Regions from separate parts of the Mus musculus genome. Here regions 1, 3 and 4 are each linked to region 2. A link is a loop called in an ENCODE intact Hi-C map of the cell type or tissue named here. Cell type or tissue: heart. All regions are shown on one strand.

Region 1 (8,000 bases), 120 kb after region 2:
TATGGCTAGTGTCCAAGCCTGGGCACACTGTCCAAGTGTCAAGTGTCTGGGCACAAACATGGCTGCTTTAAGGCAAGGTGACCAACAGTGGTTAGGGTTTTGGTTTTTTTTTTTTGTTTTGTTTTGTTTGTTTGTTTGTTTGTTTGTTTGTTTTTGTCAACTTGGCCAAAGTCAGGGACATTTGGGAAGAGGACTCTCCCTTGGGAAAACTCTTCCATCAGAGTGACCCTTAGGCAATTCCTGATCCATGATCGATGTGGGAGGGTACCACCAAGGACTGCTGTTCCTAGGTTGTATGGAAAAGCAAACAGGCACGGACAGCAGGGCCGTATGCAGCCCTCCCTCACGGTCTCTGCTTCAGTTCCTGCCTCCAGGTTTCTGCCCTGAATTCCTGCTCTGGCTTCCTTTCATGATGGACTACAAGAGAAAAATTAAACTCTTTTTCTCCCCAAGTTGCTTTGAGTCCTGGTCTTTATTACAGCAATAGAAAGCAAAGTAGGAGAAAGGTCGAAATCACAGAACATGGCTGGCTTTGGCACCTGGACACGCTAAGATTTGGAAAGACTTGAGAGATACTCAAGATGCTGTGAGCAGCTTCTAAGGGGTCTTATGACTAAGGATCAGGACAGAGGGACACCCTACCCAGGCCTATGGGGTCTTCCCCTAATAGTTTGGAAGTATTCAGGTGGAAAAAACTGATCTCAGGATGGTCCAGGGTGCACAGCAGTCATTTAAGAAAGTTCTGGAAGGGAGTCAGTTGCCAGAAGGAAAATGTGTCCAGGGGAGCTTTAAAACCCCTTCTCTTCTATGATAATAGACTTTTAAAGCAAAGCAAGATGTGATAATGTTCAGAATCGGCATCCACGCCCCTAGTAGTAGATGATTTTGTTCAGTGGAGGGGAGAAGCGAAGCGTCGCAATACAGTCATATTCTGGGCTTTGTGAGAAGCAGGTAGTATGTGCACGGCAACATTAAGAGTAATTATATCCGCACGTGTAGGACTAGAGAGGTGGGGGATGGGTGTTCTGCTGCCTCCCCAGTGGGTGTCAGGCACGTTACCCCATTATCCCTCTTCTTGTAATAGTTCTTTACTTCAGAGAGGTTGCCTGCTTCAGATCCCACATCCGTGCAATCAGACCCTGCATCCGTCTTAGGCCCCACTCCATACTGACTATTTGAATGAACAGAGGGACCCCTCCCCCACGCCTACTGTTGCTGTATGGACCAACGAGGGTGTCATCGCATGGAGCAGGGAGTGCAGTGTCTTGAGAGGTAGACTAGTCAAAGACAAATGCCATCTCAATAGCAATGAGCATAGTTGGTAGCCAGATGTTGGTTCCTGAGTAGCATTCTACATTAAAAAGAAGCAGCACTCCATGGAAAAGTGGCCTGGTCCTTTGGTTGGAGCAAAAAAGATCCTGCAATATCTTGACATGTCAGAAAGTAAGGAAGTACTCAGAGAATGATAGGCTCAATACAAGGGCCCTGGAGCCAGCCAGCTTTACAGCATCCTATGGGTCTTGCTTTGTGCAGAGCATGCGCTATACATTATGAGAGTCACGTCTTATAATCTACTGAGTAAGAATGCGCAGTCCCTGTGGCTACAAACTGAAGAGGAGAAAGGGAAGTAGAACATTGGGATGCTGGCACAGACCTACACTGCCAGACCTTAGCAATCATCGCCATTAACTAAGCCAGGATCAATAATAGGCCAAGTTCCGTGCTGAGGAACAGCACCGTGATACTTACACGCTCTCAGAGGGTCTTTCAAAGAGATTCTTCTTGAGAAGCTGGGCCCGGTGCTCAGTAGTTGCTGCTCCTGCAGAGGACCTGAGCTCAGCTCTCAGCGTTCACAGGCTCACAGCCATTTATAACTCTAGTTGTAGGGGGTCTGACACGTTTTACTGGTCTCTGTGTCACTAGGCATTCATCTGACGAGTGTACATACACGCAGGCCAGTATGCACACACATAAAATAGGTCAATCTTTCTGTTTGTTCTTTTTGGTTTTTCCAGATAGGGTTTCTCTGTGTAGGCTTGGCTGTCCTAGAACTTGATTTGTAGACCAGGCTTGCCTCAAACTTACAGAGATCCACTGGCCTGGATCTCCTGGAGAATGCTGGAATTAAAGGCATGCACCAGTGCTATCCAGAAAGCAGATCTCTCCCCCTCCCTCTCCCCCTCTCCCACTCTCCCCCTCCTTCTCCCCCTCCCTCCCCCTCCCCCTCTCTCTTTCTTCCTTTCTGCTTTTAAAAAGATACTTCACATGTTGCAGAGATGTGGGCTGCTCTTGCAAAGGCCCAGAGTTTGACTCCCAGAGTTCATGTTAGGCAACTCATAGCTGCCTGTTAACTCAAGCTCCAGGGAATCTGAAGCCATTTTTCTGGTGTCTGTGGGTACCCACATGTATGTGTACATACCCACATACCGACACTCATACTTACACGTGCTTAAAAATAATTCTGAAGAAGATACTTGCTAATTACAAAGAATAAAATAGCAACAGTGGAGAGATTTTTAAAAGTTAGAAAAAGAAATTGGGTGTTTGTAGAGATAATAGAATTTTAATGATTTCAGAATCTGGTTGAAGATATGTTGTTGGATTTTTGTTTTTGTTTTTTTTTTTTGTACAATTCTTGCAGCTTAGTTTTAAACCATGCAAAAAGAATAATAAAGGCAGAAATGTTAAGCAAAAATAGAGTTGCAAGTGTGCCTTCTGTCTTGTGTTTTCCAGCTGCCATTACCCAGACCCAGGCCCAGAGAGCAGAGTGAAGAGGAGAGCAAATTGAAGCTTAGAGATGAACATTACCATCCAGGCAAGAAAATAACAGGTCTCACTAGGCAGTGGGCGCCGGGAAACTCCAAACTCCGAGGGGAGAATGTGGAGTCCCAGCTGTGGTCCCTGGATGGATGGCTCTGTGATGGAGCACCTGGAGCCTGTGAACCCTGCTGAATGCAAACACAGTCAGACCTACCCCCTTGCTGGAGTCTTCTCAGGCAAGCAGTAAGGGAGGCGGGATGCGACTCCCATTATACACGTGGGAAACCAGGGTTCAGTGAGGTTTCCAAGGTCGTCCTTCAGTTAGACTAAAGCATCTGACTTTTGTGATTTTTAAATTCTCAGAAGCCCCCAGAGAACAGTTTAGCTGCCCCGGCCCCATCACCTGAGTGTTTTTTCTAAGTCAGTGTTTTTTTTTTTTAAAGAGGATGGCCCAGAACCCGCAACAGCAGTGCCTAGATATTTCTTAGAAATTACTAATAAAGAGACAACGTGATGGCTCAGTAGATAAAGCTTACTGCCAAGCCTGTCTATCACCTGAGTTTGGTTCTCCAGACCTGTGTGGAGAGCATAAACTGTCTTCTGATATCTCCTGACTTCCACTTTCCTGCACATTCACACAAAATAAGTACATGGGATTATTTTCTTTCTAATGACAAACGAGTTAGATGCCTCTCTCTATACTAACTCAATCATTTGAGATAGAACCTAGGAGTGGTGCCCAATTATCTATTAAAAAACACTTCTCTCTCTCTCTCTCTCTCTCTCTCTCTCTCTCTCTCTCTCTCTGTGTGTGTGTGTGTGTGTGTGTGTGTGCGCGCGCGCGCGCCTCTCAAAGTCAGTCCTCTTCTCTCACCACGTGGGTTCATGGGATCATACTCAAATACCCAGGCTTGGCAGCAAACGCCTTTATCTGCTGAGCCATCTCATGACCACAATCAAGTGTTCCTGGTGATCTTGAGGCAAACTCAACTACACCCTGAGCTTCTTATGTCTCTTTAGAGCTTCTATGCAAATCAGAACTTCGCACAGAAACAAGGTTAAAGTTTTTCAGAAGGCATAATAATCTCTGTCTCCACTGCACAGCTAACCTCGGGAATTGTTGGGTGTCTTCCAGGATAGGGTCGCGTACAGGCTGGAGACAGAAGAGGGTCCACTGGAGTTGGAGGAGGGACTGATGACAATTTTTCGTGCTTGACTAGGCTTTTTAAAAAGCTACTTCTTAGGGTACATTAACCAGCCAGCGAAACCACTTGTTTCTGAGGGGAGGTGGGAGGTGGGGGCGGGGGTGGAGCGTGGGGCGGAGCGACATTTCGCTGCTCCGGAATCGGTGCCTTCTCAGTGGCGCCGCGCGTCCCCCTCCCCCCTCCGGATCTGCCCGGAGCTGGGCGCTTAAACTCAACTCTCCCTGCCAACACCGCCACCTTCACGGTCTCCGGTACCGGCCTTCTTGGAATTCCTCAGGCCGGGTCCCGCCGAGGGAATTCCCCGGATCGCGGCGAACTGCCCGCCCCCTCGGCACCCTTTCCTCCGGCTCTCCGCCCCCGCTGGAGCTGCGGGCTGCCAAGGAAGGCTAGGGTGCCACGGCTGGAAAATGAGCTGTGCCCGGAGGGTGGCCGAGGGCTGCAGGTAACTGGCGCGGGACCTCGGGGGGCAGCAGGCTCTGCGTCGGTGTCCCTTCCCGGCACTACCGCGAGGCGACCTGCTGCGCCCTCCCGCGGGCTGCGCCTTGGGGCTCCCGGGCTCCCGCGGGGCAGGACGGGCGGGGAAGGGTGCGGACCCCCCGCCCCCAACGTCAGGCAAGACTCTGACTCTCCACAGCCACTGTCCGGTGCCGGTTCCTTCCAGCAGCCCGCAGAGGCGGCACCGGTGAGTGCAGTCTGCGCGACCGATGCCTGGTTAAGATGGAGAAGTTTCTGCAGATCGCGCCGCACTCTCTGGCCATCGTCCTGGGCCCGGCCGACAGCTCCGCAGAGGAGAAGCCCGGGACGGTTCAGCCCTCGCCCCCGGTTCCCACCCAACCCCGGCAGCTCGCCCGACACCACATCGGGTACGAGATCTTCGCAGATTTCAAAGCGGAGAACATGCAACACTTCTGGAACAAGAAGGTCACAGCCGCGGTGGCCGAGACTTTTTTCCTAGGCTGGATCGACGAGCAGGTCTTGCTGATCCAGGGCAAGGAGGAGCATCTAGAGGCGCTGCGGGAGGGCTGGACACGCAGGGCTCTGCGACCCCCCTCTGGCTTCCAGATCCGCTGCTTGGGTGAGTGCCGCCGCTCCGTCGGGCTGCGGGGTCCCTGCCCTATCCCCTATCCCCGGCTCCGGAGGGCGCTGAGCCTGCGCTTAGGCCGAGTTCCCGGGGCCCCAGGATTCTCGCGCGCATCTCGGTCTGGGAAGGGGTCCGCGGCGCTTCGGGAGCGCGGAATCGGGGGACTTTAGGGCACTTGGAACGTGGACTGCTCCTTGCACCACGCGCGTCAGGGGCGGCCAGGGGAGCCTCCTGGCGGCGTCGGTGGCGCGCCTTACGGGGCGGCGCCTGGGGCTGGCCAGGTAGGCGGCGCGGAGTTCTAGGGTGCACACGGGTCGGGGCTACGGATGTCAGCTTTTCCACGCCTCGCGGGCGTGGGGAGTGCGGGCCAAGCCGAGGGAGGGCGCGGAGAGTCGGGATTCCAGTGGTACCAGGTGTGCGTGGCCGGCCCTTCACAAGCGCCTCGGTCCCAAGGACATCCTTTTCCAGGGTGGCGACCTCGTGGGGCACGTCGTTTGGCTCAGGTGTGTTGGCGCCGTTCTCACTCTCCCGCATTTCCGTACAAGACAAAAGGTATAGTTCTTTGCTTGTGGAGAACTTCCAAACAGTACTGTGTGATTGAAGGTGGAGAAAAAAAGACAACTGAGAGGAGCTAGGGAAAACGTTTGATCTTTTAGTTTGTTGGTGGCGAAGGAGAAAAGAAAATACTGAGCAGAATAGCTGAAGAGGGGTTTTCGTGGCTGTAACTCAGGGTTGTATTGACTTGTATTTTTATTGCAATCCTACTTAATATGTTTTTCTTAATCCCGGGCAACCTGGCGCTTAGAAAACTTTAGTTTTGGACGACGGGCCCGGTGGCTAAGAGCAAATATAGCACATAGCGATGTTTTATGAAACGATCCGATAAAGAAAGCATTCTTTCTAGTTCCAGGGCTTAAACATTCTTTTATGACATTTTGGGAAGAGGTCAAAAGTTCAAACTGTAGAAGCCCGTAAAGCGACCTTCTGTGGTCCCCGCGGCCCCCCTGAAGGATTAGCTTTTACCTACTAATGTGTTTTCTATGCGGATGGTAAACAGATAGCATTTTTATTTTGCTGTATTTTGTCTTTTTTTTTTCTTTTTCGTAGCAGAGATTTGTTTTTGTGAAAGTTCCTTTGAATGGACCAGACAAACATCTAGTGAAAGCTTGTTTCTTATTGTCTCAAAGACCGATCTTGATTCTACCCCTCCCCCCACCCCCCCACCCCGACGCCCCGCATCTCCCTAGTTCAGCCCCTGTAATTAAGCTGCCTGCATTACTAAAGGGGCCGAGATGAACGCCTCTGAGGGTTGGTCTGCCTTTACTTCTTTTACAGTGCAGGACTTGAACATTTGGAGGCGAATCGTCATCCTTAAGTTTGTGCACACATCGTCAAGACCTTTTCTACAGTATTTTGTTAGTTTCCTTTGAAACTCGATCTCAGGCTGCTTTTGTGTTTGGATTTGGAGTTTTCATCTATGTACTTTATAGTCTAATGTACCCCTTGTAAAACTGAAAAGTTTGACAATGGCCTCCTTACTCGTTTCATCTGGAGGCCGTTGCACGCCCACCAAATTTGGGGATAGGATCTAAGGAACAGCAACATAGTTTCATTTGAAAACATTTCGGTATGTTCATTTTTTTAAAAAATGTTATTTTATGAGTCTTTATAAATAGATTGCAATGAGTGATCTGTCATATTCACCAGAGAGAAGCATTTTGACAAATGTGAAAGGTTCCAAACCCATTGCTGAAGTTGCTTGATTATTGCCGTTATTATGAATATTGCCTGTTGCAGGCTGACCTTCTCCTGATAGGAGTCTGCTTTGGCTACTGCAGGATTAGGCTCAGCCCTTAACTTAGGGTCTTGGGTTGGAGGAAGATGCTTCATCTTAAAACCCTGAGGCATCAGATAAAAGAGCTGGGGCTGGGGAGTTGGGGGTGGTACCTGCTGATATGCAGGTGGCAACTGCCTTTTGAACCCCCTTGGGGGGTCAAGATGTCTGCTGGTGCTTGCTTCACTTTCTCCCCACTAATGGTGGTTCTAATGATGGGTTGTTAGAGAGATTAGGATGTGTTATAAAATTCTCCAACGGGAATGTCAATGCCTGTGGCAGGCCCCCTCTTTTCTCGGAGGTACTGGGGACTGGCTCACTGCCTTTCATTCTGAAACACAATGTTACTACTGGTGACAAATCAAAAGAAAGAAAGAATCACACCATAAGCGGTGAAATCTGATTTTGAAAAATGAGATTGACGTTTTAGCATGCCCTCGGACTCAATCTATGTACAAGAGCAGGAAGCAAACACCGGCTTTGATACTTTTTAGTAATCTGGGTTTTTTTTTTTTTTTTTGGTTTATATTTTAATGTTACTACATATCTTTTAGTAAGTCTTCCAACTGATCTTCTATTTTGCACTTAAGCATGTGGTCAGATACCTTCATTCTCTTTTGTGATCTCAGTTAATGACTTCATGTGGGTCAGCCACAGAACCAGAGACACCAGTGAGCACTGCAGAGAGCATGATATTCCTACTTGCTGAACATGAACATGAACCAGGCGGGGCTCCGAAATAACCGACAGCCAATTGTTAGCTCACGGTTTATTATTCTTGCAGTAATAATGACATTCACACAAGGGATCATTTTCTAGATGGTTCCTTAGATCCCACCAGGGACAGTGAACTTGTAGTGAACTTGTTCTCTCAGATTCTCCCAGTGAAGAAGAGAAAAGAAGGCTTTGTTGCCAGTCTCAGATGCACATCTCCTGGGCCAGTGCCCCTACGCCATCCTGGACGAGAGGCTGCATAGACAGTACCTAGAAACTTTTGTCTTGTTCTGCCCTTCATATTTTACTTCATAGCTTACTGGGAAGTGGGAAACATCTACATTGGAAAATGCAAGCGTTTCAGTGTCTGTAATCCCCAAAGTATACGGTTCTAACCAGCTGTAAA
Region 2 (8,000 bases):
TAAGGGTAGGTGTTGGGAGCTGGGCGGTGGTGGCGCACGCCTTTAATCCCAGCACTTGGGAGGCAGAGGCAGGCGGATTTCTGAGTTCGAGGCCAGCCTGGTTTACAAAGTGAGTTCCAGAGAAACCCTGATCGAAAAACCAAAAAAAAAAAAAAAAAAAAAAAAAGGGTAGGTGTTGAGTGCTACTAACGAGTTTCACATTGTATCAGCTCACTTAATTCTCGAATAGACCCCGTGAAGAGCACATTACCATATTCCTTCTCTATACTGTAGAGGAAAGATTTAGGTTAAAGCAACTTGAAAATACTTGGAAATGAGAACTAGGAAGCACAACAATTTCCCACTTGAAAAGGAACATCAATTATACCGGTAATCATTTCCATAAAGTAATACAATGCTTATGTAGTACAGCTCAGTCCCAAGAAAGAATATCAGAAAGAAAATTGACAGGATCTATTCAAGATGATCGAGAGACTAGAAGAGAAGATGCTAATTAGTAACCCCTGCCCAGGCTTTGTTCTCAGAACACTGTGGTCCCACAAATGAGAAATCTCCATCACTGTGCGTGAGAGCTGAGTCTGGGAGAAACAAAGACAAGAGTATCTGTTTTAGTTTTCAAAAAGATTGACGTCATTAACTCTGCAGACTAAAGAGGGTGACCTTGATTTATTCTCCATGTACAATTTTCAGATTAGATCATAAAGAAACAGGGCAGGCGAGCTTAGAATCCTTAGGACTCTGCAAGCATTACATCACGATATAGCTCAACAATCCTTCTCAGCGGAACTCTGTACTTTAGAGAAGGTCGGCGGACTCAGTCTCTTTAGATCCCAGCAAGGATCCCTTTCCAGGACAGATCAGCACAAAAACAATGCAGAACAGCAACAACAAAGAAAAACACAGACATTCAAACTGGACTCGAGAATGTCACTTTGGCCATAATCTCTTTCCATATTCTAATTAATAACTTGGGCAGGAACAAAAAGAGATGACAGGTTGTTAAAATGGATGGATGGTAATCTGATAAGAAAATATAAGTCAAGCCGATGAAAGAATTAGGACAGCCCCCTCCAAAGTTCTTTTAAACCAAGTTATGATAATATTTAACAGGGTAAATATTAACATTATCACATTAGATATTGCATTTAACACCTAAATATATAAGTAGAGGATGTGGGATGAACTACTTTGTAGAAAGCACTAAGTGGATGTGGACAGACAGTAAATCAGAAGACAGTGTGATGCAACGGTTTCAGCAGAGGCAAATGGAGGGGATTCTGTCCTTATACTCAGTTCAGGACAGCACAGGAACTAAGATACATGAACAAAAGTGAACTGGAAACATATGATGTGTTTTTAGTTGTTTTGTTTTATTTTTCAAAGGCAGTATCTTCAAAACCGGGCAGGAAACTATCTTCAAAGATCCAGACACCTATCATGAGGAAGAATAAAACTTCGCTGCTGAAATCAAAGATTCCTGGACTCTACCACAGAAATTCTGACTCGTTAGGTCTGAGGTGGAGTCAGCAACCAGTGGTGATGGTGGCCCGGCAGTCAAATCCATTAAGTGTTACATTGTGCTTTGCTCGGAGAAAGAACTATTTTCAAACTGACACAGAATAATTTTATTGGTTGGGGCTGGAGAGATGGCTCAGGGGTTAAGAACGGAGAGACCTGGTTCAATTTCTAGCACTTATATGGTGGTTCCCAGCTGTCTAGAACACCAGTTCGGGTATCCAACATCCTCTTCCAGCCTCTTTGGGTACCAGACACCCGAGTGGTACACATACATATATGTAGGCAAAACACTCATATATGTTAAAAAAAAAAACTATTTTAAAAATTGTATTTATTTATGGGATACAATGCAGTTCTTTGGTAAGTGTCCCTGTTACAACTATCACCCCAAGTTTTCAACCACTTATTTGTCAATGAATCATTCGAAGCTCTTCTAGCTATTATGAAATGCACAGGGTACTGTAAAACGAGTCATTCACTGTGTAAAATGACATTAGACTTTCCTCTTCTCCATTTATGTCTGTAACCACTCACTAGTAGTCTCTAACCCTTCCTCTCTAGTCTCCCTCACCTGGATTTATTAATGCTTTGGATTCATTGAACTGGTAAGAATATTTTAGCAGGATATTCAGATACCAATTACCTTGTGAATGTGGGGTTCCTGTATGGAGTATTTGTAGTCTAGATTCTATTAACACCCACATTGTCAAATGTTAATTTTTAAGCAACATATTCAAAACAAACAACAAATTACTATGTATCTACTACTACACAAGGAGTCTACTGCTACATAAGATTTGTCTTCTTTGTTTGAGAAGGCATTTTTGGAACACCAGGCTAGTCTCAAACTCTGACATCAGCCTGCCTCTGCCACCCTAACACTGGGATTAAAGGCGTACACCACTACCGCCAGGTGGGATTTATCTTCTAATCCTTACTCTACCACGTTCACCAAGCTAGGGTGCTCTTTTTCCTTTTTCATCTGGACACATTACAGAGTTGGAAAGTTCAATGACAGGTGATTTATAGGACCTATTCCTTCCGACTTTGATATTTTGCAAAGCAAACAAACCACCACCACCAATAACAACAACAACAAAAACCAAAACACAAACTACAAAATTCTGATTGACATGAGGATGCTCAAAAATATTGTATATCCCTCAACAACAGACTGAGGAGTGACTTCACTGAGCATTATGGACAGAAACCGAAACACCAGGGTCATTCATTTTTCTGTAGAGATTTTACTTACTCGATCGACCCTTTCCACGAGACCACAAGTTTTCAAATTTAAAGGCGTTCAGATTTGAAGACAGAATAACTCGACACACAAGCGCTAAGCCACACAAGGGATTTAAGGACGGCCAAGTGCTCTAGGGTCGTGGACCAAGGACACTCATCTTACCAAGGAAATCTAGGAAGACCTAAATACAAAAATGACAAATGAGGGAAGCGGGAGGCTGAGTCTCACGTAACCCATTCGTGCTTGCTGGCCATAAGGTTGCCCAGTGCTATCTGGCAGGGGAACCACCAACGTGGGACATCCGGACAGGCGAAGAAGGTTCTCAGAGCAAAGGACACGTGCGAAGTCTGGGTGCTCCACGTCGTGACCTGCGCCGGGACAGGGGTGTCTAGTCCTGGGTTCTCACCTCTTGGTCCTCGTTGGCACCCATCGTGCCGGGCGCACGGCGTTCGCTACCGCGATGAACGGGCGGGCAGCGGGCGGGAGGCCGGGGCACCCCGTTTCCGCGCCTCGGTCTAGAGAAATCCTCCTCGCAGCCGTGGGTACGACCTCGTGCGCTCCAGATCCTCGGCAGCACCAAGCCACCGGCAGTCGATTGTGGGCCGGGAACCCAGGATCGCGTTATGTGTGATCGGGAACCGGGATCACGTTAAGGGACACCTAGACCTCTGACCAGTTACTGATGGGCGGTACCGAGGAAGCCCCGCCCCTTCTCACGATCGCGTCTCCTATTGGCTCCTTCTCTTTCCGCCCCCAACTCTTTCTCCTCTAGGAAATGGAACACCTTCCTAACAAGGAAACCCGTTCTATTCCAGGACTGGTGTGGAGTGCTGTCACTCAAGCCCAGGAAGTGCTTCCTGTGCCAGCGGAGGCGGGGAAAAGGAAGTGTCGCCTTCTGTCGCCCGGTCTGCGGCTGGGGCTGTTGCTTGTCGGTGGCCGCATTCCTAGACGCCCCTGCCTGGCTCTCTTGCCTCTTTCGGGGCTGACGGCGACTCGCCGCAGCTGCAGCGGGTCCAGGGCGTGCGGCCAGGGTGAGTTGGGCCCAGAGACCTTCCAGGCCAGGCTATCCCGGCTGGCTTGGTGGCCTGCGTTTCCCCTTGGCGTCCACCGATGCAATCTTGGCGTTTCTCCTTCCCCTGCAAAGAATTATTGCCAGAGAGGTGGGAGTGGTGGAGGAAAATAATGTCAGTTTCTAGGACTTTGAGGTTATTCTCCTTGCCCAGTGGCAGCTACTAGAGCCTAATGCTGAGATCCTAGGGACAGCCCTTTGGTTCTTCATTTGAGCGTTTTGCAATCGGATGTCTCTGAATCCTTGCTTGTTAGCCGGTGACTTGCATCCCAAACCACCTGTTTATTGATAGCCGTCTTCTTTAGTAGATACTCTGATTGGGTTAGCTTGTTTCTCTTCTATGATAGATTGCACTGACGAGGTGATCTGGTGCTGAGGACTTAACTTTGTACTTCTCCATGTTCCCTCTCTGTCAATGGTTTGCTTGGTTTCTCCATTATTTTCCGGGAAATCAGGAAGCGATTTCTTTCCTGTGTGTCACTGAAATCTATTCAGTCAACACTTGTCCTGTTCCGTTCCTTTTTAAATTTTCCTACAGCATAGTCAGGACCATTGCAAGTGTCCAAGCTTGTAAGGTAGAATAAAGCCGGGATTGCTGGTGTAGTTTTCATGACGTTGTTGGAAAAGATTTACACTGTCAGCTGTGAGAGCCAGTAACTAAGGGAAGGCTAGAGAGCACTTGAAATCTGCTAGTTTAACGGAGGGTGTGCAGTTCCTATAAAATACGCACAGGCTTGAAGACAATGCACAAATAGGTTTTTACAAGTTCATCGATAACTTATAATGATGTTTGGAAAATATTGTTGGCTAAAATAGAATATATCTAAAATCCCACATCTTTCTTTTTCTTTTGGGGGGGAGTTGGGAGGCTGTCTTTGATATCTCCATAGCCCTGGCTGGCCTGAAACTGCCCCCTGCCTCTGCCTCTCCAATGATGGGTTTTCAGGAGTGCTTTCTGAGCCAACTTCTCTTTTCCCTTCTAACATAACTGCTGGAAATTTTGACTTTTTTTTTCTTTGATTCATGCTGTATACCTCTCAGGTGGTGCTAATTTTAAAACTTTGCAAGTTTATTCTACTTCCCCTTATAGCCGGTCAATATTCAAGGGCCACAGCTATTTCTTTGGAGCCTCTAAGATCAAGGGAAAAGGCCCTTTCACATTCTCATCTAGACTGTTTGGTTTTAGGCAGATATGGTAGCCATATTATATTTTGACCACTTCTATTTTGCTCTTCATCTTACTCCCCAGAAGCTGTGGATTTCTTTGCCCTCATAGCACAACCCTCCCCAAAGGTCTTTTGAAGCAGTTCTGCAAGCTTATGGTGTAGATACATCATTTCTGGCAAGCTTTCCAACTCATGTTGCACTATCCATTGTTCCTTTAGCGTTTGAGTGTGAGGTAGCTAATTAGTAAAGGTGATTAGCGTTTCAGGTAGAAATAATCCACATTTTAGGGACCAGGTGGCATTTACACTAAAAGTTTCCCAGAGATTACCTTGTGGTGTGTATAATGTGATGATGGCGATCACTGTTTAAAAAAGCAGGTGATAAATCCTGTCAGAAATAAGGAACTGTTTTAAATAGATAGTGACCCTTTTGATTGGAATAAGCACCTTTTTTGTACAGTCATTTTGTAAAGTTAATGCATACCTGCGTTTATTGTAGACTTAACGAAAGGACACAATACCAACATGCCCTAGGGATTTCCATTCATTACTGGTGTCTCTCTTAGACATTTTCCTTTACCTATTATGTCATCCTATATTATGAAAATCAAAAAAGCAGCTATTAAATAATTCACACTTTATATGAATTATATTCTAAGTATTGAGAAATTAGATAATTGTAATTCCAAAGAAATCAGAGAAAGTTAGATTTTTATATATATATATATATATATGTAAGTCAATAGCTTTTTAACTTTTATTGACTGTGGTTGATAACGGGGCACGTATATGACTTGAATATTTTTAATAAGATTTTTGAGACAGAGTCTTACTTTACTGTTTTACACCAGCCTGTCTTGGACACTTGGTCCTCCTGTATCAGCCTCCTGCACTCTGGGATTTCAGCATGTGCCAGCATACCAGGCTGGAACTACTTTAATTTCCTCACTTACCGGCTTTCTTAGTCTGTTCATTCCACACTTTGATATACATTTTGAAAGATTACTGGAAATAGAGAATTTATCTGAAAACTGAGTACAACCTTTTCTGTGAAATTGAAATTGTGCAATTAGTAATTTTAATAAATCTGACTTAGTAATTAAAGTTTTCACGTTGCTCTTTTCTATTTGCTTGACTGTGTATATACAAAGCCTTTTGTCTTTTTGCAGTGTTTATAATTAGGTAGTGATGTTGGTTTTTAAAATTAATTATGCCTATCTTGGCATTTGTGTTTCAGATTTTTCCTTGACGCCCTCAGCATGAGCCCCACACAGTGGGACTTCCCTGTGGAGTTATGTTGCCGGCCGATGGCTTTTGTTACACTCACTGGCCTTGATGTTGTCTATAATGCTGTCCATCGAGCAGTCTGGGATGCTTTCTGTGCCAATCGGAGAGCTGACCGGGTACCAATTTCTTTCAAGGTGCTCCCAGGTGACCATGAATATCCAAAATGTAGATCAAAGGTAATGACATAAGATCACTTGCATTCATTCACAGCCCTGTCCTCTTCCTCCTACCAATCCTATCCCAATTATGTGTGCTATAAAACCCCTGGGTTTATCAGGGTAAAGGTCATGGTTGTGCCTAAGGAAAAACGGGTATTTTCATACACTATGGAATATATGCATATGCTTAATAACGCCTAATTTTAACCTCAAGCTGATTAATTGCAATGGTTTCTATACTATGAACGTACATCTTTTTCTTTTTAAAAAATAAATTTATTGGGCTGGAGAGATGGCTCAGTGGTTAAGAGCACTGACTGCTCTTCCAGAGGTCCTGAGTTCAATTCCCAGCAACCACACGATGGCTCAAAACCATCCGTAATGGAATTCAATACACTCTCCTGGTGTGTCTGAAGACAGCTACAGTGTACTCCCATACATAGACTAAATCTTTAAAAAAATTAATTTAGAGAGAGAGAGAGATTGTGTGTGTGTGTGTGTGTGTGTAGGTCTGATAACAACTTGTAGTGTTAGTTTTCTTCCAGTTTTGAGCTCAGGAACTCCCAGGCTTTGCAGAAAGTGTCCGTTCTACCTCCCCATCCCACTTTCCTTTTCATTGACCCCCAGCCCCACGTCTCCATAGTTTAGTAATCTTCTTAAAAGGAAGATGTGGGGCTACCCGTTCCTCATTGCTGGCATCGTGTGGAATCCATGGCCTTTACACTTGGGTTCAGCTTCCCCCATTTTTAAACCATTTTTATTTTATCCACAGGGAAGGTGAATTGCTGTCAGGACAGTACGTAAACAAATGAAGGCATAGTGGATTTTAGTTCACTTTATTATTTTACAGGGACAGAAATGGGAGTGGGGAAGGGTAGGAGCAGGCCTGGAAAATGGCTGAATACTTTGACAGGAGCTGAGAGCCTTGGCATTGTTGGGACTTTGTTTGCTTTTTGCTCTGGACATTCTTCCTCTCATGGGAAGTGTAGTGTTTGTGGGGTTGAGGTTCCACTCTGACACCTTTTATTAATTTCTGATGGGCTGACTTTCTCCTCTTGGGAGTGGGCAGTGTGCACACTGGCTGAGGCCCACACCTGTGGAGTGCCTGGCACTCTGGAGGCAGCCTCAGCTTCTTTTCTGACCAGCTAACTGTTTCTGTCACGGTTGGCAGAGAACGTCGTACGAGTGGTACATCCCTAAAGGGGTCTTAAAGACGGGCTGGATGAATAAGCACCTGAACCTGGTGCCGGCGCTGGTGGTCGTGTTCTATGAGCTGGACTGGGACGAGCCTCAGTGGAAGGAGAAGCAGTCTGAGTGCGCTACCAGAGTGGAGATTGTCAGGTACGGGGCCACAGCGGGGCTTGCAAGGGTCTGCTCACTAGGGACTTGTATGCTTGTGGTGTCAGGGATTGAGCCCACGGCCCCTTGTTCATGGCCAGCACTCTAACCCGGAACTGTATTCAAAAACACTTATTGGAAGTAACCGAACAGTGTTTAAACTGGGATGATTTCTCTGAGATTGTTGACCTCCTTTGAAATTCGTTCTGTTTCTAAGA
Region 3 (8,000 bases), 180 kb before region 2:
AGCTCTGTGGAGACACAATTGTACCACCAGGAGTGCTTAACTCCTAGTAGAACAGGAAGCAGGGAGGCCAACTGGATGCCCAGTCAGGCTATAATTCTCAAGGCCCAATGTCCAGTGATTTCCCCCAAGTCTCACCTCCTTTTAAAGGGTCCTCAACCTCTCCAGATAGTGTTGTCAGCTAGCGGCCATGCTTAGACATACATTTCACACGTAAATCGTAACGCTATCCTGAGATTTCTTTTCTCTTGAATGTAATTCTCAACTTTGTGGTCTATGGCCTATACCCTGAATCTTCATATTTACAAAAATTACATCGGGGGGGACTGTAATCAGACTATATTGAATGAAGAACCCATTATGTATGTGAATGTGTATTTGTGGGAGGGTGCACAGGTGCAATGTGGCACATGTGGAGGTCAAAGATGGAGCGTGGAGGACTGAACATCCCACTGGTCTTAAACTGAACTTTTTAAGAATCTAAAACCGCCGGGTGGTGGTGGCACACGCCTTTAATCCCAGCACTTGGGAGGCAGAAGCAGGTGGATTTCTGAGTTCGAGGCCAGCCTGGTCTACAGAGTGAGTTCCAGGACAGCCAGGGCTACACAGAGAAACCCTTTCTCAAAAAAACCTTTAAAAAAAAAAACTGAAACCAAAATACATATATATTTCCTATCAAGAACTCAACTTTTGCAAATAAATACTTGTTTTCAGACTCTTTTGGCTTTTGATATAACTGTGAATCCAAGTGAGGAGGCCCGGAACTGTACTCTGAGAAGAACCACCGGTTTCAGGCCATCATAGAGACAGCAAGACTATGTCTTCAAAGAGAAAAAACTTTGCCATTGAAAGGTTAGCTGTAGCCAGGCTGTTCTTGTTCATTTTGTTACCCAGTCTGGCCTCAAACAAAGCTGGGCTGACTTGGTTATTTTAGAAGAGACTCTTGCTTCTCACTCTCTCAGTAGACCAGTGAGACAATGGACCCCGGAGAAATGAGAATTTCCCCAAAAGTCTTAGAAGTAAAAGGTTCCAGCCAACGGGGACTTTGTCTTCCTGAGAAAGATTTCACGTTCTAACCACTGTTAAGCCACCTTGTCCCAGCAGCCTCAGGCCGGGATACCAGTGGGCAAGCAGCTGGTTGATGGGTAAGCCACTGTTTGACGGCTCCTATCTTAAATGTCCATGTCCTTGGCCTTTTATTTAAACGTGAATCTCATTTCAGAGCTCCAAAAGACTCGTTTGAGATGGGATGGATGCCTGTGAGTCTCAGTCTCTGTGTCTCTGTCTCTCTGTCTGTCTGCCTCTCTCTCTCTGCTAGGAGAAGGGGGAGAGTTGAGAAAGGGGTTCTTTTGTGGAGTCCTGAAACTAGCTCTGTAGACCAGACTGGCCTCAACTCACAGAGATCCCCCTGCCTCTGCTCCAGAGTGCTGGAATTAAAGGGGTGCTTTGTCTCTCCTTGCCAGTGTGGCCTCTTTGAAAGCCTTTTCCTGCTTTCCACTACTAACGTGTCCCTTCTAATTGCCTTATTGGAGCTGAACAGTGTTGGGGCACAGGCCCATGGCTATCAAGTTTAGTAACCAAATGACTGAATTTTTGCGTGATTATTCTGATTTAAGCATTTTCACAACAAAACGCAAAAATCTATTGAGGGAAAATTCAATTACATAATTTATCACTATCTCATATTATTACATTGATCCTTTGATTTATTGACACATACCTAGACTTGGAAATGTTAATAAACACGCCAGAAAAAAAAATCCATGGGTTGGAGAGATGGCTCAGTAGTACGAGATCTTAGAGAAGACCTCCAGCACCCACAGGGCGCTGGGTTCAATTCCCAGCACCCACAGGGCGCTCAAAATCCTGGGTCAACTCAACTCCAGGAGAGCCATTGCTCTCTTGCCTCCAAGGGCACCAGGCCCACACATGTAGCACAGACACACATGCAAGCAAAAAATCGAACTCATAAAACAAAACAAAACAAATGCAGAAGCAGTTGCTCTTGAGGACTGAGGCCAGGACGAGATAAGCAGATACATTTCCATTTTGGTCCAACCGGGATTAACAGTTAAAACCAGTTGGCACGGGGTCATTTATAGTTCGGGGACCAAAAGCGTTAAGGGAGAGGAAGCGGGTTGAACCAGGAACTTAAGAAACCGCGGAAACCCAGCCAGATCGTGGGGCGCAAGCGCAAAGGCCTGGTTTCAAAGAGCCGGTTAGATCCAACTGGAGGAGCCGCTTGTGCTCGTCGTTAAGTTACAACCGTGCTCGGTACTTTTATTGTCCCCATCCCACAAGGCATCCGCAGGTCCCCAAACGCCCGGAGACCTTCCGAGCCTCGGGCCCAAGGGTTCAGCGGCTTTCGCGGCAGGGCGCAGGCGCGGAAGCCAGCTTTTGTTTATTTTGGCCGCGTGCGACCGCGAGCGTCCGAGGGCGGAACGCGCAGGAGGGGCGGGGCGGCAACTCGGACGCCTCCAGGTCTCCGCGCTCCGCCCGCTTTGTCCCACCGCCCCCCTCTCCCGGCCCCCCGGAGCGCGGCGTCACAAAGCGCCGGCGGAACGCCCCAGCGGCCGCCCCTAGGCGCCGAGGGCGGGGAGGGCCGCTGGCCGCTGAAGTCGCCTCGGCCCCGCCTCCGCCGGCGCGACCGCCGAGCGAGTCGCTGGCGACTGGGCGCTGCAAAGCATCCTGGGAGGACGCGCTCGCGCCGGAAGGTCGCGTGTGCGCGCGGCGGCAGCGGCGGCGGCGAGGTTATAAAAGGGAGCGAGGCGGTGGCCGGCGGAAGTGGGCGGTTCGTCGGCGCCTTGTTCTGTTGTTTGGGGTTTGGGCTCCTGGAGGGGCGTTCTCGGGAGGGCCGCCGGTGCAGGCCGCGCTGACACAGGGCCGCTTCGCCCCCGGGGCTCCGTGCGCTTGCGCTCTCCCCGTCCCGCAGGGTCCCCAACATGGCGCAGGAGGTGTCCGAGTACCTGAGCCAAAACCCGCGGGTAGCCGCCTGGGTGGAGACGCTGCGCTGCGAGGGCGAGACGGACAAACACTGGCGCCACCGCCGGGAGTTTCTGCTTCGCAATGCCGGGGACCTGGTCCCCGCCACCGACGAGACTGCGGACGCGGAGAGCGGAGCCCGCACTCGGCAGCTCCAGCAGCTGGTCTCCTTCTCCATGGCCTGGGCGAACCATGTCTTCCTAGGGTGCCGGTGAGTGGAGGGAGCGTCGCTCTCCAGCCAGCCTTCCGGGCTTTGCTCCACGCCCCCTGCCGCTGGCCGGGGAGCGCTTTCGCGGGGACCGGCGACGCTGGGGAGGGCCGCTTGGGAAGCGCGGGAATCGGTGTGACACTGTGGGTCCTCGGAGGGAGAGCAGGAAGGGCGTCCGGGGCTGTCCCCGACCTCACAGTTGCCGGGCGTCCGGGTGGTATGCGCCCGGCAGATGGAGTTGTTGGTGCTTAGCTGACAGTATCTGCCCGGGAGACCCCGAGTTTAAAGGTTCCCTGGCACAGACCCGCCTCCCGAGCCCTTAGGGCATTCGTCTGGGCCATCTTCGATTGTCGCGCGGTTCGTACACTTTGATCACGACCAGGAAATGCAGTCTGCGCACTCCTGCATTCCTCACGCTGCCAGTACTTTCGGAAAAAAAAAAATAAAGCATAACAACAACAAAAACAAACCACTTCTTGAGAGCGACTTTTGCTTCTTTTTCAGGTACCCTCAAAAAGTTATGGATAAAATTCTTAGTATGGCTGAAGGCATCAAAGTGACAGATGCTCCAATCCATACCACACGAGACGAACTGGTTGCCAAGGTGAAGAAAAGAGGGATATCAAGTAGCAATGGTTAGCAGATCATAGATGTGAACATACATAGGAGTTTAGAAAATATGCTTTATAAAATTAGGAATCGCTGTCATTACTAATTTTTTTTAACAATCCAGAATGTGTATGCTGTATTAATCTAGTTAAAATGTTAAAGCTACACTGTGTGTGTATGTGTGTCTGTCTGAGTCTGTCTGTCTGTTTTGGTGCTGAATTTGATTAACTTTTAGATTTTCAAGTCCAATGTCTGATGCTGTTAATTTAATATTAAAAACTAATCATATTAATTGATACTGTTTTAACATACTAATGAAGTTGTTCCATATTTTAAAAGAAACTACTGGTTCTGAAAAAAGAATTTTTTTGTGCTTTTGTTTGTCTTGTTTTGTTTTGTTTTGATAGGGTTTCTCTGTGTAGCCCAGCCTATCCTGGAACTTGCTCTATAGACCAGGCTGACCTCAACCTCAGGGGTCATGCCTGCCTCTGCTTCCTGAATGCTGGGATGAAAGGCACTTTGCTGCCACCCCACTCTCTGTGATTTTTAAATGAATGTTTTGTTGATTGTCATGTCTTTAGGACTCTTAGTAAAATACCTGTGTTTTTCTTCTTTCTAGAAGGGGTAGAGGAGCCATCCAAAAAACGAGCCGTAGAAGGAAAAAACAATTCTTCAGTTGAGCGAGATCATGGGAAAAAATCTGCCAAAACGGATCGTTCAGCAGCTCAGCAAGAAAACAGTTCGCCGTCCAGGGGGTCGTCCACCAAATCCGAGAGTGGTGGGACCTCAGCTCGGAGCAGCTCCAGTGGCTCCCATCAGGATAGCGCCACAAGTGAAGGAGACAGATCTGTGTGCAGCCAGAGCAGCAGCAATTCCTCTCAGGTAACCGCAGGGTCTGGAAAGGCTTTGGAGTCAGAAGCTCCACATAAACGTGGTTCAGCGTCATTTGTTTCTTCCCTGTTGAAGTCCAGTATGAATAGTCATATGACCCAGTCCACTGATAACAGACAACAGAGTGGGTCACCTAAAAAGGGTGCTCTGGAAGGTTCTTCAGGCTCAGCCTCTCAGAGCAGCTCAGAGATTGAGGTGCCCTTGTTGGGCTCCTCTGGAAGTGCAGAAGTAGAGTTGCCATTACTGTCTTGTAAGTCTAGTTCAGAGACAGCTTCCAGTGGGTTAACATCTAAATCTAGTTCAGAGGCAAACATTTCATCATCAGTTTCAAAAAACAGTTCATCGTCAGGCAGCTCTTTACTAACCCCCCAGAGCAGTTCCACAAATCCATCGCTGCTGACATCCAAAAGCACGGCTCAGGTAGCTGCTTCACTGCTAGCGACCAAAAGTGGCGCTTCCTTAGGAAGCGTGTCTCAGCTAGCTGCCAAGAGTGGTTCTCAGAGTAGCACTTCACAGTTGCCTTCGAAAAGTACCTCCCAGGCCAGTGAGAGTTCTGTCAAGTTTGCTTGTCGGAAGTTAACCAATGAAGACATAAAACAGAAGCAACCTTTCTTCAATAGACTGTATAAGACGGTGGCGTGGAAGTTAGTAGCAGTTGGTGGCTTCAGCCCCACTGTGAATCACGGAGAGCTGCTGAACGCGGCTATTGAGGCTCTGAAAGCAACACTGGATGTGTTTTTTGTCCCACTGAAAGAACTGGCAGATCTGCCTCAAAATAAGAGCTCTCAAGAAAGTATTGTCTGTGAATTGAGGTGTAAGTCGGTATATTTGGGCACTGGCTGTGGAAAAAGCAAAGAAAACGCAAAAGCCGTCGCATCGAGAGAAGCACTGAAGTTATTTCTCAAGAAGAAGGTGGTGGTGAAGATCTGTAAGAGGAAGTACCGAGGCAGCGAGATCGAGGATCTAGTACTCCTGGATGAAGAAGCAAGACCCGTAAACTTACCTCCAGCACTGAAACATCCTCAAGAATTACTGTAACTTCTCCAAGTAGGCACTGAATCCAGTATCTGGTGTTTGAAGAGAAAAACTGGCTTTTATATAAGACACTGGCTTTCACAGATTTTATATTGCTTTTTTCCAGTTTTGCAGAAAATTTAAATTCTCGTTCTCTTCACTAAAGTAGAGCTGTAAATAATTTATGACAGTGCATATTAAAGGGTGTACATTGACAGCATACCAGCGTGCTGTTTTATTTGCTGAAGAAAATACTATCTTCTATTTTTAATGATATATTAGGTACGATGTGTAGTTCTGTAGAATCTTAAAATTTTTGTACTACTACTACCAATTTGGTAGAAATGTATTAAGTTGTCTACCATGCCTTTTTTTTTTTTTTTTCCTAACTTGATTGAATCACATAAAAGAAGGGGGACCACAGTATTTGAATGTGTGAAACTATACAACCTAAGGTTTAAAAATGTTGCTCATGATGCTGAACAGCTCTTAAAGAACAAGAAGAGTTGTCTCAAACTATTTTCATGAAAAGCTGTAAACTTTTTTTTAGATATAAAGCAGTATAAAGTACTTATTGTTATTTTATTCTAAAGTTGTTTAAAATTCACCATGATTTTGACGGCTGCAGATTCTTAAGCAGGTTAATTTATGTTTTGAGGTAAATTTCAATTTACACTTTATTAAGACATAATGTTGGTTTCTATAGGAAGCATATTTTGTGACTACTATGAACAGACTGATTTGTTTAGATATTAAATGCTTTAAGCTATTTTACCTTTTCAAGAAGTTGTGTTTTTTTTTCTCCTACCCTGGTCATAACTAAGGCTCCTCACTACTATTCAAACTACAACCAAGTAGTTTTCATAGTATAAAACATATTCTTATAAATAGGGAAGTTTATATCTAGAACCGGGTGGTTTTTGTATTTGTAGATTTCAGAAGAATATGGAGAAGACTAGAGAGCTATGGTCAGTTCTTTAATGACTGTGTATTCATGTGGATTGCATCTGTTAGTAATATAGTAGAATCTTGTTTCTGTGTCTTAGGTAATTCTATTAATCTGACATGGTTTATTTTAAAAGTCTTGTCTAAGGTATATGACTTTTGGCCTTCTGGCTTTCTAGGAACTGCACACTGGACAATAATGGAGATAATATATGTAGAAAAAGACCTTTCATATTTACTAGTTATATTGGTATTGGAAGGTTGAACATAAGCACAATTTAAGTGTGTAAAAATTAGTTTGTAGTTTAGGAATAATAAAGACACTTAATGTACTGAGTTTAAACTGAAATAATCAGGGATGTTTGTATTTTGCCAGATAACATTTTTAAATTATTTGTTTTTTTTTTTGTTTTTTTTTTTTTTTTGAGAATAGCTCATTGGATACCAGAGCAAAATCTATATTCTGTAAATGGTCTGACTGCCCTTATATAGTGTGGAAAACACTAACATAAGTGAGTTGTAAAAAACACTGTCAAGTTTCTTCTGTTGTGTATTTTGTAAACTAATGCTTACCAGAAAAGTGAGCCAAAAATTATAATAAATACATTTTTGAAATACATCTTATTAGATGATTGGGTAATTTTCTAAAGTGATTTGTTTTAAACAAATTTATAAAGGCATTTTATATTGAAAATCCTTTAAATAATAATCTTTTGATGTGGAAGAATGTGTGCTCTCATAGACCTATAATTTCAGCTACTTGACAGGCTAAGTCAAGAAGAGCTAAGGCCTTTGAGCACTAGAGCAGTTTGAGACGATGTCTGTCTGAAAAGAAAAAGGCTCTGGGATATGAGTCCTGTGATAGTGTTGGTGGTGCATGCTTTTAATCTCAGCACTCTGAAGGCAGAGACAGGTGGCTCTGAGAAACCCCTTCACCAAGGAAAAGGTAGGTGGTAGAATGCTTACTTAGTGTGCAGGGCCCTGAGTTGAATTTCCAGTACCTCCATAAAACAGAGCAAATGAAAACTGATGATATATTTTCTTGAGAGACGGAGTATATTATATATAGTCCTGGCTGGTCTTGAACTTGGAAAGTAGTATTCCTCTCTGCTTCCTCAGTGCTGGGGCTATAGCTGCGTGACTCCTAAAGTTACGGTGTTCATTTATACAGCATGCTCTTAATAAGAATTTAAAGATCCCCATGGGAGGAGTTGGCTCAGTGAGTTGAATACGTGTTGCTTCCATGTAAACACTGGGCGACAGTGATGGCCCATCTGTTGCAGCACTGGGAGAACGGGGAGTCCTAGGGAGCCTCAGTCTGTAAGGTGGAGAGTTACGGAAAGAGCCTTCTATA
Region 4 (8,000 bases), 140 kb before region 2:
ATGTGAAAAGATTAAATGAGACAGTGGACAAACACAGAAACTCTTATTATGAAAAATTTATGGGTTAGAGTAATGGCAATGTATGTCTAAACTCTTATTGTATTTTATCTGTTTATAGGTAAAGCACTTTCACATAAGATTTGTATTTACACATGTATGAGTGAGTGTTGCATTTGCTTGTATGTATGTGCACCTGTGTGTATGGTGCCATGGAGGTCAGTAGAGGGCATTGATCGGATCCCCTGGAACTGGAGTTACAGATAACTGTGAGCCACCAGGTGGTTGCTGGGAAATATACATCCATGAGGTAGAATAACCAAAATTCCTGTAATAAAAAATTCTACACACACACACACACACCCCATTTATACAAGACTTTGCTGAGAGGAATTTGAACAGAAAATAGAAGTAGGGTCAGACAAGAGACCCTACACTGCTAAGTAGCACAGACGCTCCTCTTCAGTGAATATTTTAAGAAGCAGTGTCACCAGCAGAGATCGTTTGGGTGGCTTTTCAGTGACCTTGGAGAAGTCCTGCCCGCCCCCCTCCCACCCCAGGTTGGCCTCCAACTCAGAAATCCCCCTGCCTCTGCCTCCTGAGTGCTGGGATTAAAGGCATGCGCCACCATGCCCCGCCCTTTTTTTTAAAAAAAGTGTTTAGATAATTTTATGTGTGTAAGTGTTGGCCTGCATGTATGTAGGTGCACCACATCTATGCCTGGTGCCTACAGAAGTCAGAGAACTGGAATTAGGAATGGTTATAAACTGCACTGTAGATGCTGGGAATTGAACCCAGGTCCAAGAGCGGCAAGTGCTCTTAACCACTGGGCCATATCTACAGCCCCATCAAATAAGATTTTACTACTCCACTGAGGATGAAAAACAAAGGTCATCCATTAAATATAGTCACATGCTGATAATGGGGATCCTGAGCAAATGGTATATATAAGTATACTTTTGTGTTTGGAAGTTTACATCCTAAAATTTTTTTAAATGTATATTAAGCTGGGTATGGCAGCACATACGAGTATTCCCAGCACTTGAGAGGTAGACAAAGAAAGATCTCAGGTCTGAGGCCAACCTGGCCTATGACATATTTGTATTAAGATGTCACGATAAAACCCATTACTTTGTAAGCTAACCTAAAAAAAAAAAATAATTAAAAGGCAAAATTCAAAAAGTTAAAAAAAAGAAAAATTCCGAGCTGGAGAGATGGCTCTAAGTTTCAGAACACGGGCTGTTCTTGCAAAGGATCTGGGTTTGGTCTGTAGCGCTCACACGGTGGCTCACAGCTGTGTGCAATTCTAGGTCCACAGGATTTGACACCCTTTTCAGTGCAAAAGATACAAGATCCTTGAGCACCAGGCATGTACATGGTACACAGCCACCAATCAAAGAAAAGAAAAAAGGGAAAAAAATGAAATATTAAACAGAAGAAAAGATTTTCTAATGTAATCAGCTTAATTCAGGCAGAAACTGTTTTCCCTCAGTTCCTGCTAGTTTGCTTTTAATCAGTTGAGACTGTTTCTCTCATCTCATACCATATTAACTATGGACATAAACATTTTAGTATAAAAGAAATAGGCTTGAGGACATTTCCCATTAGGCACCTAATAAAAGGCACATAATAGACTTAGTCCAGTAATTTGAAGCCAATTGCACACTATTGGGGGGGGGGCATCAGCTACTTATCTTTTTCCAGGTCAGTTTAAGAGCAGGACAAAATACTAAAGAACAACCCTGCCCATCCCACCCCAGAATAGCATCAATTTCTAGAGTGTAGAGTGGGAGATTTTTAAATTTTGCGTTCAGGAGTTAGGAGACCCACTCTGAAGAGGCCATATGAGTAGCTACTTTAAGAGAAGGACACTGATAAATAGCTTGGGTCAAGAGCTGGAATTGCAAGGACTAAAGAATGCAATGCCTACTTCCCATCCTCGAGTAAACATTTTCCCCACACAGGCTGCTTCCAGAAGGATGCCAGAATTAGATTAACCTGTATGAATAAATGCAGCAAGAAAAGCACACCTGCACTAATCCATACACATTATCATGTTTTAAGTTCACAAAGTTTCTATCAGTGCCAGTGGAAAACAGGGATCTGGAGTTCTTTCTCGTCCTTCAGTCTGTCAGAATTATTTGAGGTACCAAGAATGCTTTCCAAAATCCTTCCTTGCTTCTCAACTTGTTTTTTTTTTTTTTTTGCTCTTGGTAAGTCACAACCAGTCAGCCTGCAGCTCAGTAAAGCAGGCTGTATAAAATCCATGGGCCCATACAGTGTCTAACTCCAATCAGTAAGAAACAGGGCAGCTTGCAGTAATTCCACCTTTTAGCTAGAATTGGCTGAACCAAGTTTGTGAGTAAATACAAAAATTAATTCAGGTTTTAAAAAAAGGGAACAAGCTGGGCAGTGGTGGCACACGCCTTTAACTCAGCACTTGGGGGGCAGAGGCAGAAGGATTTCTGAGTTTGAGGCCAGTCTGGTCTAGAGAGTGAGCTCCAGGACAGCCAGGGCTACACAGAGAAACCCTGTCTCGAAATCAAAACCAAACCAAACCAAACCAAACCAAAAACAAAATAACAACAAAATCAAGTCAATAACCTTAACAATGGTTATTTTCAACAAGACCTGGCTCTTTAATATTAAATAATGGAAAGAAAATTCGTCCCACGTTCTCAGAAATTCAATAAATACTGTGCTTGCCTCGGTTGGCTTAATACTCCACTGATCAAAATCTCAGCGTTAAAGTACATTAACACATTAGTTCCCAGGCCTTCCAATATAGCCCTTGTCCTCAGGACGCCGAATTCCGCGTTGTGTTTTGTCGAAATCCAAATTTTCATCTAGACCAGGACCTAGGTTTCCCTTGGCATCCCAACAGCTGCTTAATATACCCCACTGTATGAAAGTGTGCTGAACAGGCCGGGCAACAGGTATAGCGCTGCAAACCGGGCAAGAGCACCCAAACTTAGCACTCTGGCGTTTTCTCTCTTCTCATTCAAAGACGCCGCTCCCATTGGGCATCTCATCTGAATTAAGCGACTACTCTTTCTTATACCTATTTCGGTTGGGGGGGGGGGGGAGAACCAAAACCAAAACAGCTCACATATTTATATACATTCCGGAAGTCTATCCGTAATTACAGTGAGCTCCTCCTACCGGCATTTCACTGATGGTACTGGGGGAGTAAGGCGGATAATCCCTCACACGGAAAGCACCGCACTCGGTGGTTGATCCGATTTCTAATCCCATCTGCACTGATCCCCTGCTGGCTAGTGGTGAAGCCGAGTGAAAAGACAGTGAGGACTGTGTGTCCTCGCTGGCGGGTGATGCCTAGGCGATTCGACATCTGACAACAGTTTCCTTAAGATGGTTTGGGACTGGGGACCGGGGCGGCGTGCAGCCTTGCCACCTCCCTAAACCAAACTCTTAAGCGCGAGGAGGGGGAGCAGACCCTGAGAGCCACCCCGGCGCTGGGGGGTGGAGGGGCCGCACGCAAGGCGGGGAGTCCGCATTTAAAAGGGCAGAGGGCGCACCGCCTACCTCCGCGGTCCGCCCCGGTGCTCCGGGACCGTGGCCGCGGGGCGCTCGGCGGGAAGTCGCCGCGCATGCCCGGAGCCGCGCCCGCTGCACCCTGGGTCGCCTTAGTTCCCCCTCAGGCCTCACTCGGCCAGCGGCGCCCAGGGGCCGCTCGCTGCTGTCTTGGAGGCTCGCGAGGGAGGCGCTGGATCCGCCAGATGGAGGCAAGGTCGGTAACTCGGGGCCGAGCGAGCCGAGCCGGCGCTTCCTATCCCTGTAGGGGAACAGAAACGAAGAGAGCGGTCGCCCGGCCTCTCGGGGGCAACCGTCAGGACTTCGGTCGAAGGGGGCAGGCTCAGCCATGCGGTCCCTTTAAGAGGGGGCGGGGCGCGGCCTGCCGTTTGGCCGGCCTCCGCACCCTCCCCCCGCCCCCAGGCGAGAGCTGACAGACCAATCGCCCGGGTGGCGCAGGGAAGGCGGGAGAATGCGAACTCTTCGGTAGGACGATAGGGGCGGGGCCCCAGCCTTATTAGGAGTGAGTGCTGCGCAGGCGCAGATGCGGTCGCTGGCCAAGGGGCGGGGACTAGTCCTGTGAGACTCCGACAGGCACGGAGGCTGATAGAGAGGCGAGAGGGTAGCGAGGGGCTTGTCACGGGGATCCGGGCGACCGGGCAGCCCCGGTAGTGTCTGGGGAGTCCCCGGGGGGGACAGCCAGCGTCGCTGCCTGGGAGCCCCGGCGCCATCGGCCGCGGGGAACCCCGCTGCTCGCTCTCCTAGAGAGGGAGGGGGCCGGAGGGAGCCCCGGTCTCGCCCCGCCCCTGGGCTTGTTACCGCGGGGGCGGGGAGTAAGGGCTTCTTCTTGGGGGAGTGGAGATCGGGGGACTCGGCGGTGCCCTCTCGAGCGGCGGCCGTGTCCCCGCGGCGCCGGGCTGCCGAGCGGAGGAGCGGCGGTCGTGGCTGTTGCATGTGTGGCTGCTGGATGCGGAGGCGGCGGCGGCGGCGGCGGCGAGGAGCAGCAGCAGCGGCGGCGGCGGCGGTGGTGGTGGTGGCGGCGGCAGGATGTTAGGGCAGCAGCAGCAGCAGCAGCTGTACTCGTCGGCCGCGCTCCTGACCGGAGAGCGGAGCCGGCTGCTCTCCTGCTACGTGCAGGACTACCTGGAGTGTGTGGAGTCGCTGCCCCACGACATGCAGAGGAACGTGTCGGTGCTGCGGGAGCTGGACAACAAATACCAAGGTACTTTCCCTTCTTTCGGGTGACAGTGTGCGCCGAGTGCACCGAGCGATCTGGTGTGTGGGGCCGGGAAGCGGTTGTGTGTGTGTGTGTGTGTGTCTGGGTGGGGGGACGGCACAGCACACTCGCGGCCCTCCCTGTCCCGGCTGCGGCTGACGAGGACTTCCGAGGACCGCCCGTCCGTCAGCCCCCGTTGCAGCTCCGGCGGCTGGCTGCAGCTGCCGCGGACGGGAATCAGCCATTTTTAAGCGAGCATTTGTTCCGGTGCCTGCCGGTTGGGTGCCGCACACTGTCCTGCCCGGGGCTGGAGAGTGTGCAACGAGCAGGGTTGCGGGGCTGGACCGGGGTGCTGGGCCTGCTTAGCCCCTTGCCTGCTGGGGCTCCCTCCGTCTGCGAGCAGATGCATTGGAACGTATGGGGGGGAGGGGGCGAGAGGACGGCGGAGGTGGACTCGGGAGATGCCTCTCCCCCCACCCCCACCCCCCTCCAGCTCCCGGCGTGGCGCGGGACTGGGACGGTCTGTGCTTCCCTCTCGCCCCGGGGAAAGTTCCGGGCCGCCCGGTGTCTCACTCAGCCCTTCTTCGGCTACTGCCAAATGGTTAAAGGGGGAGGGGTTCCCCCGCAGGGCGAGACGGAGAAGGGGTGTGTGTGTTGTGTATGTGTGTGCGTCCGTGTGTGTGTGTGCGTGTGTGTGTGAGTGTGTGGCGGGGAGGGTCCGGCCTAGGGGCGGGGCCTGCAGGTGTGACGTCGTATGGGCGGGGCGCGCGCTCCCGCGGGAGTCGGCCACGGCGGGCTGCTCGGAAGGGTCCTGGGGTGGACTGAACCCATTGCTGGGCGGGACGGTCGGTGGGCCTGGGCGGAGTCAGTGTTGGGTGTTGGGAGAGATATTTCAAATCTCTCCCTAGCCCCCCCCCCCACCCCGGTTAGTGAATCAAGACGCGGACACCGCCGTGGGGGACTGTCTCTGACCCTGGCTCAGCGTAGGTTCCGGGCCATGTGTCACTTCCGGACTTCTGGAGGAAGTGGGTTCGTTGGCTGGGCAACCACCTGGCGTCTTTGCACCCTTGGGTTCCTCCTCCACCAAGTTTAAATGAGGAGAAAAGCTTTTTCTTGTCATCAAAGAAACTAGGACAGGGAATATCTTCAGGGATTGTCATACCTTTCTCCTGCTAGGACAGGAGAAATTTAAATGGGGATACGTTCAGCCTTTAGTAACCCCTAGTCAAGAAACTGTGTAGACCTAATATGGACCATAAAAACAACTTGGAGTCATTCTGTTTCCCCAGACCATCCCCAGTCCTGTAACTTAATCCTGTAATACACCCCATGGTGACTTAGCATGTAAGAGCACTTAGGTGTTTTCAATCGACAAACTTGTTTTCTAAGTCTCTCACTGTTTATAGTATAACAGTGTTTTCACCAGATTCAAAGACTTATGAGGTAAAAATCTACTTTTATAGACAAAATTTATAGGGATGGTATAATGAATTCAGTTAATTGGTGGAGAATATTTTATTTCAAAGCTGTCTGCTTTTAAAACCGTTTTAAAACTGTGACTCCTCTCAATCCCAAGAGATTGAAGTTAGGACTCACACAGGATAGGTAAAGGCCCTACAAGTTCACCCTTTCAAAAAATGAAAATCATTCTGTGGTATTTTCTGCAGACATAGGGAACATACATGAATGGCAACCTAGCATGAGAATTCTGTGCCAAAATATGTAGTTTTTTTTCTTTAAAAGCGCAAAGCTTAGACTTTTAGATTGGTAGTGACATAATTTTTTGACAGGGAAATCTGTGATACCAGTTACCTGTAATTGTCATAAACTGTTCAGGTAACATGAATAGTAGATCTTACAAGACTGAGAGGTTAATGCAAACCAGCTCCATTATGATTGAGATTAATTCCAAGATTAATACACAAATCGTGGTCTAGCTTCTGCATAGGCACAGAGTTGCTAAGCTCAACTTCACAGTTTTATTTTTGTTAGAAGCTTTATATATTTTTGTTTTCTTGGTCCAGATTTTATATTCACTGATTCTTAAGTATTTTCTAGTATGGGGGTCTAATGTTACTGTGCCTTTCAGAAATTATTGCATGGTTCATTAAGTAGAGAAACAAAGAAAAAGCACAACTGGTTTAAATATTTATTGCAGGATATGGCTATAGGAAGCCTTCATTGTCTCCTCAGCATTTCATTCATAATTTTCTAGAGAAATCTTAGCCTTTGAGCTAGAATGTAATGTGGGATTTCCGATGCCGTTTGTACAGTGTATGGAAAGTGTTGCATGATCAGATGTGCACGTTTGGCAGTTCAAAGTCTGAAGGTCTTGATCATTGTTTCCCACTTCAGGTAGCAGTGATTGCATTCTCACAGGTTTACTCTGGAGGCATTTTTTTAAGTGCTGAACATTGAACCTAGGGTCTCACGCATGTGTAGCAAGCAATAGCAGCCTACCACTGAATTGTTCCCAAACCCTCTTTTCACTCTTTATTTTAATATAGGAGGTCATTGAGTTACCCAGAAGAGCCTTGAACCCACTGTGTAGCCCAGACAGCTTTTGAAGTTGGGATCCTCCTGCCTCACTTTCTCAAGTAGCTGCCACTAGCAGCTTGTGGCACTAGGCCAGCAAGATGAAAGGAAAAAATCTCTAGCCCACAATATGGGCTGAGTACTTCTTTAAAATTTGCTTTTTTTTCCCCTCACTGTATAGTTAAGGTGTCTTTATAAATTTTTATCTCATCACAGTGTTAGTGTGCAAGTATGACACAAGGAATATTTAACTCCAATTATGAGATCTAAAATACTTGAAATGAAGTTTATGTTTTTTATAATCTTTATTTTGTGTCTAACAAGGAAATAGCTAATGTCTTTATTTTTCCCATAAGAAAATTAGGCTCGTAGGAAATGCACTTATATGCCTACTTCAGCAAAGTTTTGGATATATTTGTTTGTTTGTTTCAAACGTGAAATGCACAGGCCAACAAGATGGCTCAGTTGGTAAAAAAGGTTTCCAGCCAAGCCTGACAACCTGAGTTCAACCCTGGAACTCACATGGTGGAAGGATAGAACCGATTCCCATAGATTGTCCTCTGGCCTCCATGAGGAGTGCGGTGGCATTGCCCGATAGCTTACACACACATGTGCACACACACACACACACACACACAGAGTGCTTAAAAATGTAAAGCTATGGTGTGAGTCTTCTTTACCCTCAGCTCTTGTGGCAAAATTGACCATCAAGTATTAC

What was found. Peaks named below come from ENCODE experiments on the same cell type or tissue, not always from the same donor. Only the 100,000 strongest peaks of a DNase experiment are listed, where the experiment ranks them.
Region 1: it touches region 2 in a loop (3-fold over the local background); 5 of 42 quality-filtered maps call a loop at or near these places.
Region 3: it touches region 2 in a loop (3.0-fold over the local background); 5 of 42 quality-filtered maps call a loop at or near these places.
Region 4: it touches region 2 in a loop (4-fold over the local background); 22 of 42 quality-filtered maps call a loop at or near these places.

What each region holds. Positions count from the first base shown.
Region 1 is chr8:47,409,988-47,417,987 of GRCm38, reverse strand. It overlaps a transcript of Stox2 not described here. Among named protein-coding and RNA genes, the nearest start is that of Gm22857, 26 kb to the left of the region's middle. In heart, CTCF peaks have their summits at 4,484 and 5,293; DNase peaks (open chromatin) are centred at 3,677, 4,237 and 5,347; H3K4me3 peaks cover 2,690 bases; H3K27ac peaks cover 1,668 bases; H3K27me3 peaks cover 5,134 bases.
Region 2 is chr8:47,529,114-47,537,113 of GRCm38, reverse strand. Trappc11 (trafficking protein particle complex 11) reads left to right here and starts at 3,644. Exons shown (of 30, transcript NM_177240.3): 1 at 3,644-3,795; 2 at 6,237-6,462; 3 at 7,616-7,785. The coding sequence starts at 6,259. It overlaps Rwdd4a (RWD domain containing 4A), which reads right to left and starts at 3,469. Exons shown (of 8, transcript NM_203507.3): 1 at 3,171-3,469. The coding sequence starts at 3,194. In heart, a CTCF peak has its summit at 3,829; a DNase peak (open chromatin) is centred at 3,563; H3K4me3 peaks cover 2,903 bases; H3K27ac peaks cover 1,795 bases.
Region 3 is chr8:47,708,710-47,716,709 of GRCm38, reverse strand. Cdkn2aip (CDKN2A interacting protein) reads left to right here and starts at 2,779. Exons shown (of 3, transcript NM_172407.3): 1 at 2,779-3,190; 2 at 3,692-3,822; 3 at 4,416-7,366. The coding sequence starts at 2,940. The coding sequence ends at 5,725. In heart, a CTCF peak has its summit at 3,267; a DNase peak (open chromatin) is centred at 2,729; H3K4me3 peaks cover 2,473 bases; H3K27ac peaks cover 1,974 bases.
Region 4 is chr8:47,671,259-47,679,258 of GRCm38, reverse strand. Ing2 (inhibitor of growth family, member 2) reads left to right here and starts at 4,100. Exons shown (of 2, transcript NM_023503.3): 1 at 4,100-4,753. The coding sequence starts at 4,579. AA386476 (expressed sequence AA386476) reads right to left here and starts at 3,868. Exons shown (of 1, transcript NR_166692.1): 1 at 1-3,868. In heart, a CTCF peak has its summit at 3,831; DNase peaks (open chromatin) are centred at 4,028, 5,478 and 5,728; H3K4me3 peaks cover 4,216 bases; H3K27ac peaks cover 3,245 bases.